Regions from separate parts of the Homo sapiens genome. Here region 1 is linked to region 2. Evidence: read pairs that join two places in POLR2A ChIA-PET (ENCODE). Cell type or tissue: Panc1. All regions are shown on one strand. Each heading gives the region's core, and the rest is flanking DNA. Links, peaks and the distances in the headings are about the cores only.

What was found. ChIA-PET counts read pairs that join two places held together with the same protein. Peaks named below come from ENCODE experiments on the same cell type or tissue, not always from the same donor. Only the 100,000 strongest peaks of a DNase experiment are listed, where the experiment ranks them.
Region 1: POLR2A ChIA-PET joins it to region 2 with 8 read pairs; 2 of 35 experiments call an interaction of 5 or more read pairs at or near these places.

What each region holds. Positions count from the first base shown.
Region 1 is chr10:119,535,484-119,538,397 of GRCh38, reverse strand. The region is part of intron 1 of RGS10 (regulator of G protein signaling 10); the gene reads left to right. Among named protein-coding and RNA genes, the nearest start is that of RGS10, 5.8 kb to the left of the region's middle. In Panc1, for the core only: no CTCF peak of the experiment used is centred there; no DNase peak of the experiment used is centred there; H3K27ac peaks cover 492 bases.
Region 2 is chr10:119,903,536-119,906,455 of GRCh38, reverse strand. SEC23IP (SEC23 interacting protein) reads right to left here. Exons shown (of 19, transcript NM_007190.4): 4 at 2,179-2,372. Among named protein-coding and RNA genes, the nearest start is that of SEC23IP, 12 kb to the right of the region's middle. In Panc1, for the core only: no CTCF peak of the experiment used is centred there; no DNase peak of the experiment used is centred there.

The DNA of each region.
Region 1 (2,914 bases), core at 186-2,685, 370 kb after region 2:
TGTCTGAGCAGGAGGGAACCATTTCATTTCTCCCTCAAGGGCTGCAGAGGCCACTAAGGGGCAGGGACTTGTCCGGAGGCACCCATTTCTGAAGGGGCAGAGAACTCAAGTCTTGGACCCAAGTCCACGGCCACCTAAACACAACAACCATTTAGCGACTTTGCTAAAATATATTTAGAGAATGAATGTGGAGCTGACAACTTTCCTCCCTTCCTCCATCCCTCTCTCCTCCACTCCCTCCCTCCCTTCCTTCTTCCCTCCCTCCTTCCCTCCCTTCCTTCTTTTCTGTAGTCAGGACATTAGAAACAAACAAAGCCATCATCAAACACCTTTATCATTTCACACAGAAAAGGACATTTTAACACCCCCAATAGTAGGAAAGATATAATCTCAGGTAAAGAGCTGTCCTGATCCACAGAATCTTGTAGAGGTTGTCGCTCCTGGGGAGAGACACTGGGCACCTGAGGGACAGAGGTGTGAGGAAGACTATTACACCACACTCCCTTTTGTATGTCCTGCACTGTGCCCCACGTAAAGAAACATAGTGATCTATTTCAAAGCAAAAGCAAAACAAGCAACCCAAGACTGTCCTTCCTCTACCAGCACAGTTCACTTGGTAAATATTTCCTAGTCTTCCTTCTCGTTTATTTGTGGACTAGTGAAGAAAACCGCCTACCAGCCCGTGGCACTGTGGGCAGGCGGCCACCTGGGAACCCCTGGCCTCCTCTCCTCAATTCATTTTAAGTTCTGTGAGAAAATAGCCCCCACCTTTCATTTCTGGCATCTTTCTCTGTGTTTTTCTCTCCAGCCAGACAACCTGGGGTTGCATCCCAGCTCATCCACTTCCTTGCTTGCTTCTTTGTAGCAAATTATTTATCGTCTCTGTGCCTCAGTTTCCTGATCTGTAAAATGGGGCCCTTGAGGAAACTAGCTTGCAAGGATTGTTGCAAAGTTTCGATGGGATATAGTAAGTGCTCAGTAAATGTCAACTTTTCTTTTTCTTTTTTTTTTTTTTGAGACGGAGTTTCACTCTTGTTGCCCACGCTGGAGTGCAATGGCGCAATCTCGGCTCACGGCAACCTCTACCTCCGGGGTTCAAGCCATTCTCCTGCCTCAGCCTCCTGAGTAGCTGGGATTACACGCATGCACCACCACGCCTGGCTAATTTTGTATTTTTAGGTTTCTCCACATTGGTCGGGCTGGTCTCAAACTCCCGACCTCAGGTGATCTGCCCGCCTCGGCCTCCCAAAGTGCTGGGATTACAGGCGTGAGCCACCACGCCTGGCCTCAACTATTTTTAATAGCTATCCGTCCTCCTTTCTGTGCCCTCTACCCTTAGCCTGGTGCCTGGCTTGGCTCATTCCTTAGAAAATGTTTATCACTATAAAATATATACTTGAGTGCCAGACATCATGCTGACCCTGAGGAAGACTCAGCCCTTGCTTTCAAGAAATGCACCATCCACCTGACTGACCCTGGAGGAAAAAGTCATTTACTTTGCCTCGAGGGAGGGTGCGGGACAGATTGAGGCAGAGTAGGAGGGTGAGGGCAGCTTTACGCAGAAATGTCAGGCCCCAGAGGACACACAGGGGCTTCTGGAAGTGGAGAAAATCGATGACAGGGTCTTTGTTTTCGGGCTAGGGCTGCTGGGCCATTTTCTTTTTTCTGGACTTTGCCTAGAAAGTGGAGAGTCTAGGGAGGCTACAAATAACAGTTTGGCGTTCTTATTTCCTTCCCTCTAGTAGAAACTGGAAACCAGTGGCCATCTGTTGTTTAGTCCACTTAAAAGAGGATGTTGAGGCTTGTTTTTTCTTCGGACCCAAGGGTGCTCGGGAGCCCTCCAGTCTCTGCCTTTCTCACACAAGGCGTCTCTGGGAAGGCAGTGGATTGTTGGTCTGCGTGGAACTTCTCAGGTGGACACCAGAGCATGGAACGTAAGGAATCGCCCCCACCCCTTTCCATGTCCGCAGTTTGCCTGTCGCCTTGGCCCTGGGCGGGGCAGGGGCTGGGAAGAGTGTGCTGTGAGGACACAGAGGTGCACAGGTGACTGTGGAAGGGCCAGTAGGAGCACTTGGCTTTCTGTGAGTCCCGAACCCTCGTGTGAAAACGCCACGATGCCCTTTCTGAGTGGAGCCAACCCTCTGCCACCAGCTTTCCTGCTCCTGACTTGGATGCTGGCTATTACTATGATTATTGAAAAACTTTTTTCACTTTTGATGTTATTTCCTGCTAACTGCAGTTCAATCAGATCTCTCTGGCAAGGGAATTGCATGCAGGTGGGGTAGTTATTCTCAGCAGCTAGATACTGGAGCCGATAAACACTTAAGTAATATTTAGATACCATGTTTCCATGACCCAGTTTCTCTGGAGCCTTACACAGATCACCAGTTGTAACAAAATGACTCTCTGATTCTAAATTGGGAGGACTTTTTAAAAAATGTACTACACTTGATGTGGTATAGGTGACAAGAGGTTTTAAATAAGTTTTGTGGGGTGTGTACTTTCTTTGAAACTTCATTACAAAGTAGAGTATTTTAAAGGAGTACAGTGTGTGTGTGCACGCCTGTGCATGTGAGTTGTACCAAACCACTTTGGAATTTAGGGTTAATATCTCTGCCTTTTCCTGGACTCGAATGTTTAATAGTCTGTGAGTTTGGGGGAGTACTTAGGACAAACCTTCTGAGGATGTAAGTTGACTCTGCTGTTGAGGAAACTGGATAGTGAGATATTACTAAAATATTATTTGACTTGGAGAAATTGTCTATGCAGGATGATTACACAGACCTTCCTGCAAATTAACAGCAGAAATCCATGCTGTGAGCATTCATCTCCGATGAGTGTTACAGATGCCTTTTGAGTATGGATTTCCAAGGAATTAATGTCTGGAGAAGGTCTCTGTTAGATATGACATCAT
Region 2 (2,920 bases), core at 277-2,776:
AAAATTTAGAAGCAGCTTGCAAATTTTACCAAAAAAAAAAAAAAACCCTGATGTGAATTTTGATTGGGATTGCCTAAAATTTATCTGATAATTTGGGAAGAATTGACATCTTTTATGATAGTGCCTACATGAACATAATGTTTAGCTCCGTTTCTTTTTTTTTTTTTTTTTTCTGAGACAAGGTCTTGCTCTGTTGCCCAGGCTAAAGTGCTGTGACACGATCACAGTTCACTGCAGCCTCAAGATCCCAGGCTCAAGCAATCCTACTGCCTCTGCCTCCTGAGTAGCTAAGACCACAGGCATGGGCCACCATGCCCAGCTAATTTTTTTGTGTGTATTTTTTGTAGAGACGGGGTTTTTCCATGTTGTCCAGGCTGGTCTGGAACTCCTGAGCTGAAGCAACCCACCCACCTTGGCCTCCCAGAGTGCTGGGATTACAGGCAGGAGCCACCACGCCCAGCCTAGCTCCATTTCTTGAGGTCACCTTTTACGTTCTTCAGTGTTCCATAAAGTTTACCGGTACTTTTCTTGGGCTTTTTTCCTACATTGCCTGTAGTTTTATAAATATATAGTCTCTCTGTTATAAATACATAGTATCTTCTTTTTCTATTTTTAATTGGTTATTTCTATGGCACAGGAATGTTACTAATTTACGTATGTTAATTTTATATACACGGACTTGCAAAAAAACTCTTGTATTGGTGCTAATATTTCTAGAGGTTCTCCTGATTTTCCACGTAGACAATAATCATGTCTTCATCAAATTAAAGGTGTTCTCTGTCTCCAACCCTTCCGTTGTTTTGTCTTAGTGCTCTGACAGAAGAGGATCACCAACAGGATGCTGAGCAATACGTATCATTTTGTTCCCTTTCTATTATCGGCTTTCTCACTTCCTAACCTCCTCTGCCTCTTCCCTGATCTGGTTTGAGTTTCCTGGAAGAAGCCGAACAAAAGCTAAGGTCTCCCTAGGTAGCCATGTGTTGCTGCAGTGGTCAGTATGTGGATATCTATCCCGCTTCAAAGTCTATGTCACCCATATAAAATCAAATATAGTTAAGAGAAAGTGTAGACTTTCAGACACTGCTTGGACTTGAAAATATATACTTCAGCTTCAAAATAGTAAAACTAAACATTTAATCTGGGGACATGATAGCTTCGTAGGGGCCTACCAAAAAGGTACCAAAAATTACAATATATCTTTATTTGTTTATTTATATCTAAAATTAAGCTATAGATATCAGCATTCCTTTACACTTTTTTCTTTATATATATACACACACACATATATGCACATATACAAATATATACTTTTTTTTTTTCTGAGGAAGGGTCTCATTCCCATTGCCCAGGCTGGAGTGCAGTGGCATGATCTCAGCTCCCTGCAGCCTCAACTTCCCTGGCACAGGTGATCCTTCCTCTTCAGCCTCCCGAGTAGCTCGGACTACTAGCGTGTGCCACCACGCCTGGCTAGTTTTTGTATTTTTAGTAGAGACATGGTTTCGCCATGTTGGTCAGGCTGGTCTCAAAACTCCTGGCCTCAAGTGATCTGCTCACCTAGGCCTCCCATAGTGCTGGGATTATAGGCACGAGCCACCACACCCAGCCAGAAGTTAACTAAAATGTTCTGTATCTCATTTCCTATCTATGCAACTGAATTCACTGAACGTATTTCAAATATCTAACATTCAACTCTTAAGTAGAATTAACACAAGCATTTAACACAATTATATAAAACAACATATAATTTCTTGAAGAAATTATAGATTTAAGATGGCTAATAAGACTCAAGACACTTCTTCCAATTCTATTTATTTATTTTCACAAATCAGAGGTTAATTTCAAGCCTTTTACTGAATACTAATTTGAAAATGTCCATATGCTTGGCATCTTCTATCAACAACAAATCCCAGCGGCCTAGGTTCTATTGAAGGCTTGACACAAGCACCTTATTAGATCTGTGATGTGTCTCTGCAAATCATATTCTATCTTTAGACACAGATGCCACGATTAGCACCTCATGAGTGATGACACCACTTAAAAAGTAATCTTCTCTGTGAACAGCATCAAAACAAGCTGTCTTGTAAGTAAAGTCCGCTCCACTGTGAATGATGTTACTCACCAATGTATATAGGACCTACATTTTTTAAAGAAACTCATAAAGAAATAAAGCACCCGTACCTCTAGTTTTTCACTGAACTCCTCAGTATAGGGAATAAATCGACTATCTGTGTCCCCCTTGTAAAACCAAGTACAGCGTCTCACTTCGGCTGGCTCCTCTTCCCAGTAGGCAGCCTTCCTTATTCGGTCATAGAGGTAAACATCGTAGCGCCCTCCATCCGTGCCAAGAACCACGCTCTCCGGATCTGGCTGAACTAGAGAACAAAATTAACACTTTTCCTAACTGCTGCAAGGCATATTGTAAAATAATAAATAATCTGCTGGGCGCAGTGGCTCATGCCTGTAATCCCAGCACCCTGGGAGGCCGAGAGAGGTGGATCACTTGCGGTCAGGAGTTTGAGACCAGCCTGGCCAATGGTGAAACCTCCCTGTCTACTAAAAATACAACAATTAGCCAGGCGTGGTGGCACACGCCTATAATCCCAGCTACTTGGGAGGCTGAGGCATAGTAGTTTGAACCCAAGAAGCAGAGGTTGCAGTGAGTCCAGATTGCGCTACTGCTCTCCAGCCTGGGCAGCAGAGTGAGACTCTGTCTCAAGAAAATAAAAATGAAATAATAAATAATGAATACGGTGACTACTCAATCTTTAAAGACAAAAAACTAGGCTCATTTTTATTTCAAAATAGAAGTTTAAGATTAATCTGTGCTGCTCAAAATTATGACTCTTAAGTAGAAAAGAAACAGCTAGGGCAAACTTTAAAAACATAATTCAAAGAACTGATGGATTTTTTTTATCAGAAC